Regions from separate parts of the Homo sapiens genome. Here region 2 is linked to region 1. A link is a loop called in an ENCODE intact Hi-C map of the cell type or tissue named here. Cell type or tissue: B cell. All regions are shown on one strand. Region 1 overlaps PRKCB (protein kinase C beta). Region 2 overlaps PRKCB (protein kinase C beta).

The links. Hi-C counts contacts between places; a loop is a spot of excess contacts. Peaks named below come from ENCODE experiments on the same cell type or tissue, not always from the same donor. Only the 100,000 strongest peaks of a DNase experiment are listed, where the experiment ranks them.
Region 2: a loop joins it to region 1, with 1.9 times the contacts of the local background. A loop is called at or near these places in 8 of 110 quality-filtered maps.

The regions. Positions count from the first base shown.
Region 1 is chr16:23,903,100-23,908,099 of GRCh38, reverse strand. All of the region lies in intron 2 of PRKCB (protein kinase C beta), which reads right to left. Among named protein-coding and RNA genes, the nearest start is that of PRKCB, 70 kb to the right of the region's middle. RefSeq lists a silencer at 3,810-3,995. In B cell, no CTCF peak of the experiment used is centred here; no DNase peak of the experiment used is centred here; H3K27ac peaks cover 3,783 bases.
Region 2 is chr16:23,857,308-23,862,307 of GRCh38, reverse strand. The region is part of intron 2 of PRKCB (protein kinase C beta); the gene reads right to left. Among named protein-coding and RNA genes, the nearest start is that of PRKCB, 24 kb to the right of the region's middle. In B cell, no CTCF peak of the experiment used is centred here; DNase peaks (open chromatin) are centred at 2,177 and 2,535; H3K4me3 peaks cover 1,644 bases; H3K27ac peaks cover 5,000 bases.

The DNA of each region.
Region 1 (5,000 bases):
TCCTCTTCCATCTCACTCCCACACCTCCCTCGTCTAGATGGACTTTCTCTCCCCACCTGCTGCCCCAAATCTCCGAATAGACACGTGTGCTTCCTGCTGCCCCCAACAATACACCCATGGACTCTTTTACTCCTAAGAAAAATAAGACAATAAACCGATATGCTGTTAAATCACAAAACATCTGCCACCTCCGGTTCTCAGAGTCATTGTTCCTGGATCCATGGCCAGGCCTTGTTGTCTGGGGGTGTGGTTAGCAGGGGGAATGGCTAGGCTCCCAGGCAGGTCCTAGGGAGTTTTGCAAGATTCACCTGTAGGGCTAGGTGGGAACCTCTGTTCCTCCCGGAGTCGACCGGTATGGTTCCACCCTTTCCCCACAGACCCCACACTCATACCAGAAATCTGGGTGTTCTGGTCTCTGAGATAGATAGGCACCTCCCTTCCTGCCTCCCAGACATCTGGAGCCATTGATACTGCTGATGACAGACTCTCAGAACAAGAAAGGGCCTCACATGCATCTAATCAACGGTCTGTTCAGGCTGGGCACAGTGGCTCACGCCCATAATCCCAGTGCTTCAGGAGGCCTAGGCAAGAGGATTGCTTGTGGCCAGCAGTTTGAGACCAGCCTATGCAACATAGTAAGACCCTGTCTCTACAAAAACTAAAAAATTAGCTGGGCATGTGGTATAGTCCTAGCTTCCCCAGAGGCTGAGGCAGGAGGATGGCTTGAGCCAGGAATTTGAGGCTGCAGTGAGCTATGATCACATCATGCACTGCATGGGCAACGGAACAAGACCCTGCCTCTGTTTAAAAGAAATGGATGGGAGGTCTGCTCGACCCAGGCTTGATAAAGCAGTAATTCTCAACTGAAGATGATTTTGCCACCCAGGGCAATGTTTGGAGACATTTTTGATTGTTACAAATCAGGGTGAAGTTAATACTGGTGTATACTGGGTAGAGACCAAGGATGCTGCTAAACATCCTACACTACATGGGACAGGCTCCAACAAAGACCTATTCCACCCCCCAATGTCAATAATGCCAAGGTTGAGAAATCTTGCTGTAACTAAATTCCTCCCAGCACGGGACACTCACTTTCCCCCACCCCAACCCTGTCCCCACCCAGGAAACCCACTGTTCCTACACAGAGTATTTCTGGTTTAATAAATTGCGGTTATCCTTCAGGTCAGGATCTTTGCCTCTAGTCAGCTGAAACCCCCTAAAATCCTTGCTGCCTAGCTGGCACTGGAGGCTGTCAGAAAATGAGTATAAAATCCCTCCTCCACAATTTAATATATGATAAAGGCAGCATTTCAATTCTGTGGGAAGCGATGGATTATTCAATAAATGGTATTGGGACAACTGGCTGGCCATCTGGTAAAAAATAAAGCTAGATCCTCACCTCCCTCCTAAAACCAAAATAAATTCCAGATGGATTAAAGATTTAAATGCAAAAAAAAAGAAGTTAAAGTAGTAAAAGAAAATATGGGAGAATTCCTCTATAATCTCATTGAGTAAGAGGCCTTTCTAAGCAAGACACAAAATGTAGAATATGTGGAAGAAAAGACTCATAAATTGACTACTGAGGAATTTTTTAATGTCTACAGAGTTTAAAAAATCCATAATAAATCACTTTTTCAAAGTTAAACACCAATTTTATAAATTACATTATATATAAAACATATGCCAGGCTAACAGACATGTTCTTTCACAAACAAAAACCGGTTAAAAATCAATAAGTAGAAAAAAATAGGCAAAAAAGAAGAAGCAGTTCACAGAAAAAGAAATAGAGCTTTCAAACATAAAAATGTTCTCATAAGCAAAGAGATGTAAATTAAGATGATAGCGAGATACTAGTTTTTCACTGATCAGATTGGCAAAATGAAAAAGTTTGATAATATTCTATGTTGGTAAGGAGATGGGGAACAAGCTGTCTGAGGGAAGTGTGAACAGATCCTGTACAGAAAGCAATTCAGCAACATCAATCCACATTTTAAAGCACATATCCTCCGTCCTCATGATTCCAATGCGACACCTATCCTTGCACGTCGTCAAACCCACAGAGGTAAACATATATAGGAATGCTCACTACCTTATTGTTTATAATAGCTAAAGACTCTCAACAGCACCAATGTCGATCATCAGGGGACTGGTTAAATACATTATGCATCATAAAAGGGAATGCTAGGAAACCCTTAGAGGAGTATGAGGCAGCTCTATGTATCAATCCCCATGAGACATTATTAAAAGGAAAAGCTACATATGAAACAACACTATAATATATTTCCACTTATGTGAAGAAAAATGGGGTGGGTACAGAGTCAATCACTCATTCAACCCATATTTATTAAGCACCTACAATGTCCTAAGCACTGTTCTAGGTGATGGGAATTCTACCAGGAGTAAGTCTGCCAAGATATCCATAGGTTGCACATGCTTGGAAAATTACTGGAAGAAAATACAGGAAACTGGTTCTAGGAGACTCTCTGGAGTTGTCAGATTTAGCAAATAAAACTACAGAATGCCCAGTTAAACCTGAATAGCACATAAACAACAAATAGTGTTTTAGGATAAGTTGGTGCTATGCAATATTTGGGACATACTTATACTAAAAAGGTGTTCCTTGTTTACCCAAAATGCAGACTGAACCAGGCATCCTGTTAACTGGGCAACCTATTCTGGGGGTGAGGAGTGAAGTTCTGGGGAATGAAGCATCTACCACAGGAGAGAGATATCCTCTTCAAGCTACTGTGTGTTGTAACACATTGTACTGTTTGCCATTATAACCGGGAGGATGCACTGCTTGTGTTGTTATTTATTTAACGACACGAATGAGTAAGAAGAGAGAAGAAATTCCACAGACGTAAGGCCAAACTCAGTGCAAGCTGCAAAGTGCATTCCTCGCCAGCTCAGCTCACAGAGTCAGCCTGGCAGCCCTGCGGCCACATTCCAGGGCCGGCTGCTTCTCTAAATGGAAGCAATGGATCCCACACTCTAGCAGTAAGTCAGCAAGCAAGACTCCGAGCTGTGCTATTTTTTTTTTATTAAAAAAAAAAAAAAGAAAAAAAAAGGACCAATGCAAAGAAAGAAATGTAGAAAACAGTGAAGAGAAGAAAACACCAGAAACACCAGGCATGCTAAAAGCTGGCCTTTTCCATGACAATACGGAGAAATAAAACATCAGATTTCTTAAAAAGCCTGGTTTTAAGGATCTCTTGGGCCTCTCAGATCATCTCCATCTGTCCTTGCCTCTTTCTTAGGGGAGATTTTACCACTCAAAGAGGAAAAGTGCCTTTTATGTAAAAATCCCCCAACTTTTAAATCCCAAATATTTTGAGTACTACCAATAACTGACATGTATAAAGCACTGAAGCACTTACTATATGCTAGATACTCTTCTAAGTGTTGTGGTTTTTTGTTGTTGTTGTTGTTGTTCTTTTGAGATGAAGACTCGCTCTGTCACCCAGGCTGGAGTGCAGTAGTGCGATCTCAGCTCACTGCAACCTTCACTTCCCGGGTTCAAGCGATTCTTCTGCCTCAGCCTCCCAAGTAGCTGAAATCACAGGCACCCACAACCATGTCTGGCTAATTTTTGTATTTTTAGTAGAGATGGGGTTTCGCCATGTTGGCCAGGCTGGTCTTGAACTCCTGGCCTCAAGCAATCCACCTGCCTCAGCCTCCCAAAGTGCTGGGATTACAGACATGAGCCACCACGCCCAGCTTCCTCTAAGTGTTTTAGCCAATACTGACATATTTAATTCTTTCAACAACCCCAAGAGATAGATGCTATTATCACCCCTCTTGCACCTATGTGGAAAATGAGGCACAGAGTGGCTTGACAATTAGCAGAAATCACACAGCTGGAACATAGGAAATCTGGGATTTGAGCCCAAGTAATCTGACCCTAGAGCCCACCCCCTTAGCTGCAGGCCAGGTTCATCCTGGGTACCCTTGGTGAACAAGGTAGACACACCCCCTGCCATCGTGGCCCTTATAGCTCATGAGGGAATCTAGCTATTCACAAGGAAATAGACAAGCTAATGGCAAACAGTGCTAAGTTCTAGGGCAGACACAAACGAGGACTTGAAATAGACCACATATTCATTTAGTCGACACATATTTAATAAGACCACATATTCATTTAGTCGACACATATTTAATAAGGGCCTATGGTGTGCCAGCGTCGTTGCAGACACCAGAGGATGGAGCAGTGGATGAAACAGAGATCCTTAACCTCATGAAGCTTACCATCCTAATCAATATCCAGAAGGAACTTGAAACAGGATGTTAGCAAGGGCCTGTCAAAGGGGGAGACATTTAAGTTGAGACTAGAGTGAGAGCTCACCATGTAAAGAGAAGAAAAAGTATTCCAGGCAGTGGGAACCACTTTCTGCAAAGACCCTGGGTGGAAAGAGTTTCAGTTTCTCCTATCTCCAAGAACAATTCCACTGCTGCTTTCCCCTCTCCGGCATTCTCCTCTTCTCCATCCAAAACCCATAGTTAAAAGCGTATTTTAATACTCTCTTCCCTCCCAGCTATCTGAAAGATCTAGGGTAGAAATCATTTACTTTCTCATATTCCCAAGGCATGTGCTTGCTAATTAATCAAAGTATTATTTATTGTGACTAACAAAATTAAGGCATTTCTGATTGTTCATGCTCTGATGAAGCTTTGAGAATCTTTGCTGCTGTTAGGGGGGAAATGATGTGGTAATACCAATCCCCAGATGTACGGAGCAGACCTGTCTCCATACGCTTAGAAAAAACTAGGACAGAAACCAGGAGAATCTCTATCACTCCCCCACACACACGTGGGTGCACACACACACACACACACACACACACTTAAGTTCCCTTCCGGATCCTACTCACAAAAGCCTGGGGCCATGTATTTTTGTCCTGAGCAGGACAACAAAAGCGGGGCTCTTTACCACAGCTCTGAGTCAGGGGAGGGTTTAGAAATAACATAAGTAGGCTGGGCGTGGCAGCTCACACCTGTAATCC
Region 2 (5,000 bases), 46 kb after region 1:
TTGAACCATGCATGCATGGGGCAGTCCCAAAGAAGACTCAAGGATAAAATAAAAAACAGAACTGACATCTGAGCTGGTGTCCCAGAGACAGTCTACTGTCCAACCAAGTCAATGGCCTACTAAAACAAAAACATCAATGCTTTTCAGAGAAATACGAATGAATCCAGAGTCTCCACAGCACAACACTTACAGTGTCCAGGATACAATCCAAAATTACCCGACATACAAAAAACCAGGAAGATAAGACACAATCTCAAGAGAAGCTAATCAACCAGGAAAAAAGGGGGAGGAGCAATGATTCAGAGTAGGTTGAGGCAATAACCTCAAATTGTGTGAGATACAATGCATTCTACTGGAAAGAACAGAAAACCCATCTTAAGACGTTTTAAGCAGTAAGAGAATTATCTAACAAAACAAAATTTCAAGAGATAGAGCTATATCAAGATTAGTGAATTCAGGGGCTCAAGGATATTGTGAAGGAGACAGATCCTCTCCCTCTTTTTACACTGCCATTTACAGCTTGCCAACCTTGTCCCTCATGGTCAAAACATAGCTGCCACAGCTCCAAGCACCACATGCAAATGTGACATGAAATACTTAAACACAAATCCTTTGTCCTATGTCCCCTTCCTTCCTGCTTTGCCCTGTGAGTATGTGATTCTGGGAGCTATCACAGCCTTCCTGGGACCAAGAAGGGAGACACTGATCACATTTTGAGGATGGCAGAGCAAATAACTGAGAGGCGCTTGATGACAGTGTTAAGTCTTTGATTAAACCAACCCTGGAACCACCAGCCTCCTTGTTAGGCTCGCCAGATATTCTGTTTTTAAGAACCAAAGCAGGTCAGGCATGGTGGCTCATGCCTGTAATCCCAGCACTTTAGGAGGCGGAGGTGTGAGGATTGCTTGAGCCCAAATTCAAGACCAGCCTGGGAAACACAGTGAGACCCTGTTTCTATAAAAAATAAAATAATTAGCTAGGAATGGTGGGACATGCCTGTAGTCCCAGCTACCTGGGAGGCTGAAGTGGGAGGTTTGCTTGAGCCTGGGAGGTTGAGGCTGCAGTGAGCTGTGTTTGTGCCACTGCACTCCAGCCTGGGTGACAGAGCAAGACCTTGTCTCAAAAAAAAAAAAAGAACTAATGCATCCTATCTGAAACAACCTCCAGAATTGGAGAGCTAGTAACACTTGCTATAAATAGAAGGTGAGTATGAAGAACACAATGAAAATTTAAATTATTAAATTCTAGCAGGTACATAGCTCTGAGTCTGAGATTGCTTCATTCTTTTAGCTTAAAAGGGAGATTTGCATGCATTAGAAAGATGTTTAGGACATGATAGCACCAAACTAAGACACTCTCCTTAACCCGAAGAATTAAAAGAAAAAAACATTTTTTTCTTTTTTATACTGAGTCTCATTCTGTTGCCTAGGCTAGAGTACAGTAGCGCGATCTTGGCTCACTGCAACCTCTGACTCCGGGTCCAAGCAATTCTCCTGCCTCAGCCTCCCGAGTAGCTGGGAGTACAGGCACACACCACCATGCCCGGTTTTTTTGTTTTGATTTGTTTTGTTTCTTTTTTTTTTTAGTAGAGATGGGGTTTCACCATGTTCACCAGGCTGGTCTGGAATTCCTGACCTCAAGTGATCCACCCACCTTGGCCTCTCAAAGTGCTGGGATTACAGGTGTGAGCCACCACACGCGGCCTACAAGAGAATTTCTTTTAAAACTACGTAGTTCCATGTTGTTGAATACCTTACATCATTAAAAATCTTTGAGTGCCACCAGTAACATACTTCAGATATTTTAAAAATGCACCCCTGTATTAACAACTCCCAAACATTTACCTCTATCCCTGACTTCTCATGACTTCCAGTTGCCTTTGGGCACCTACACCCGGATATGGCACAGGCACCTCATCCTCAACATACCCAACGCATAATTCTCTATCTTCTCCCCCAAGCTTTCTCTTCTTCTTGTATTCTCTGCTGCTATTCATGATATTTCTATGTATCAAGCACCCAAACCCGGACTCCCTCAATAGGTGACAACATTTATAGTACTTTTTTTTGGTACTAAGTGCCAGGGTGCCACTGCATCTTACACAAGCACTAACATATTTGATCCTGACAACTCTTATTAGGTAGGTCCTATTATCATTCACCCCTTTTTCAAAATGAAGAAGCTAAGGATAAGAAATTTGCCTGGGGTCATGAGATTTGAATGCAGGTCTGTCTAATTCCTCTTTTTTTCTGCTTCACAAAGAAAATAGAAACCACCAAGCAAGATTTCTCAACTGGCCTCAAAACTTCATTTATTTCCCACCCATTTTCCCATCACTTCTCATTTTCACCTGTGCTCTCCCCTCCATGGGTCCTTCCCTTCCTTGACAACTCTCTCGCTCTCTCTCTTTCTCTCTCTCTCTTTCTCTCTCTCTCTCTCCTAATGCTGTCAACCTCACCCCCTTGAGAAGTGCCATGCTCCCTTTGGGAACCTGGAGGTCTTTCTCTCCTGCTTTTAAAGTTTCCTGCCTTTTCTCTGCCTCCTCCAAATTTTCTATTCTTCAAGCTAAACATCCCCGGGTACTTCAACTACTTCTTCCTGCCAAGTGTCTTCTCTCTCTTGCTTCTCCCCGCACCTCACTGACATTCTTCCTCTCTCTTTCACTGCTTCCTCTGCCTCAAAACCCAACTGAGAACTCAGGCTCCTCTGTGCAGCCTCCCCAGGACCCTGGGAGGTGAGCTGCTCCTGGCATTTCTCCCCCCTCTCCACCATTACAGCACACATCACACTGAGTTATCAATGTGTGATTTATGAGTCTGGCCTACAAGTTTAGGGGCTGCTTGAGGACAGAAAGCAGCTTCCCCCTGCCCATCACAGGGCGGCTGACTATGCCAGCCAGACCACGCTGTGCTATCACTCCTTTTACACTACTCTCTTCTGAGTGGACTTTGGAAAAGATACAAAGGAGGGATCTCACACTTTCCAAATCAGACCCCACAACTTGATATGCCACCTTCTGTGCCCTGGCCAAAGACTGACCAGGGATACTGGTGGAGTAGCTGAACCTGGACCTTCAAGCCTAGGAGTCAGACCACCTGGGTTTGTTGCCCTCTTCAACTACTTAGCTTAGAGACCAGTGGCAAGTTAATTAATGTCTCCTGGGATTTGTTTGTTTAGAGAGAGGGTCTCACTCTGTCACCCAGACTGGAGTGCAGTGGTGCCATCAAAGCTCACTACAGCCTCAACCCTCACAAGCTCAAGGGATCCTCCCACCTCAGCCTCCTAAGTAGCTGTGAATATAAGCACGAGCCACCACACCTAGCTCATTTTTTTTTATTCTTTGCAGAGATGGGGTTTCACTATGTTTCCCAGGCTGGAAGCTATTTAATATCTCTAAGCCTCAGTCACTTCATGAAGTTAATAATGAGATCAACCTCCTAGGGTGCTGTGGACATTCAATGAGATCATGTGTGTGAAGCATCCAGCTCAGTGCCTCAATAAATTAGTGCAGCTCTTCAGGGAAGTATTATTCCATGAAAGTGCCTGCTGTATGTAACCCTCTTCCTTCCAAGTGACTCAACAGCTTGCATAGTTCTCAGCCTGTCCTCCCAGCCTGGTAACTTAGGCATGAAGAAATCAGCCTACTGTGATCACGTGGCCAATGAAAGTCCTCAAACTAGAAGCCACTTTCTGAATTCCTTATTCAAGGCTATGGCTAAAAAAATCTACACATGTGCAAACTCCCCCACTGGGAAAAAAAAAAAACAGTTTGATGGAAGTATTCCTCCCACTAGAGAATTTCCCCTTCCTGTCAAATGTTGCCAGTTTCATTCATTGCTGTGGCAGGCACACTTTCCTGGCCATGAGAGATGGGCCTTATCACCATCCCGTATACCAGATCCTTCCTGGTTGCCATTCTGCCACACTCTTACGGGGCCTTCCTCACCATGGTGCTCCTCTGTGACCCCCGGAGCCCTTCACCTTGGTGAACAGACAGTCTGACTCGAATGGACCTGAATTCAATCTACGCTCTGCAGTTACTTAAGCAAATGTTTTATCTTCTCTAAGCTTGCTTTCTTATCTACAAAAGGGATAAGAATAGCAGCAAATCTTAGTGGAAGGTAAAGATTCAAAGGGATAAAGTTTGTGAAAATGCCCAGCTCATTGCAGACACTGAAATATTAGCTGCCTTCATCATCATCATCATCATCCTCATCATCAACGTCATTGTCACCATCAATTCTGAAGTTACACAATCCTAAAACCAAGTCTATTTTTGAATCCTAACTGTAACTTTGGAAAAATTTCTCAATTCTTTGTGCTGTTTTCTCAGCATAAAATGGCAACAATAACAGTAGCAGCCACACAGGGCTGTTGTGAGGATTAAATAAGTTAATACATGTAAAGTACTTAGAACAGTGCCAGTCACCGAGTGAGTACTCAATAAATGTCAGCTCAAGTTAATGGCATTTGAAATCTTTGAAGACATCCAGGAAATGGAAAATTCCCTTGGCCTCTCTGTCCAATGAATAGAGATCCTTCTAGGGACTGCAGACGCACGTGCGCACACACCCACACACACACACACACTCTCTCTCTCTCTCTCACATCCTCAAGCAGGGACAAGCCTAGCCCGGATTTCATTTTTTTCTTGGACTTGACTTTTCGTCCCATCTGGAGTGCCCTGGCCCCCCTATGGCCCTTGGGCCCCAAATCAGAGACGGCCAGAAGGGAAACACAGAGAGGCCAGCTGTCATGTGGGCCCCCACCTATCAGGCACACCAGAGAACATAAACACACACTGAATCCCAGCCCTTGGAAGTCTCGGCTGGAGGCAACCCTCAGCAGAGTCCCACCATGGGGATCTGACCCACCTCCGTGCTGGCATACTGTTCCCACATCTTCTGGCGGCTCTCTGCAGCCCCTAAACACCTCCTCCTCCCTCCCTCTGTGCTGATTCTGCTCATAAAACACTTCTTTCTCAACCCACATTATCCCCC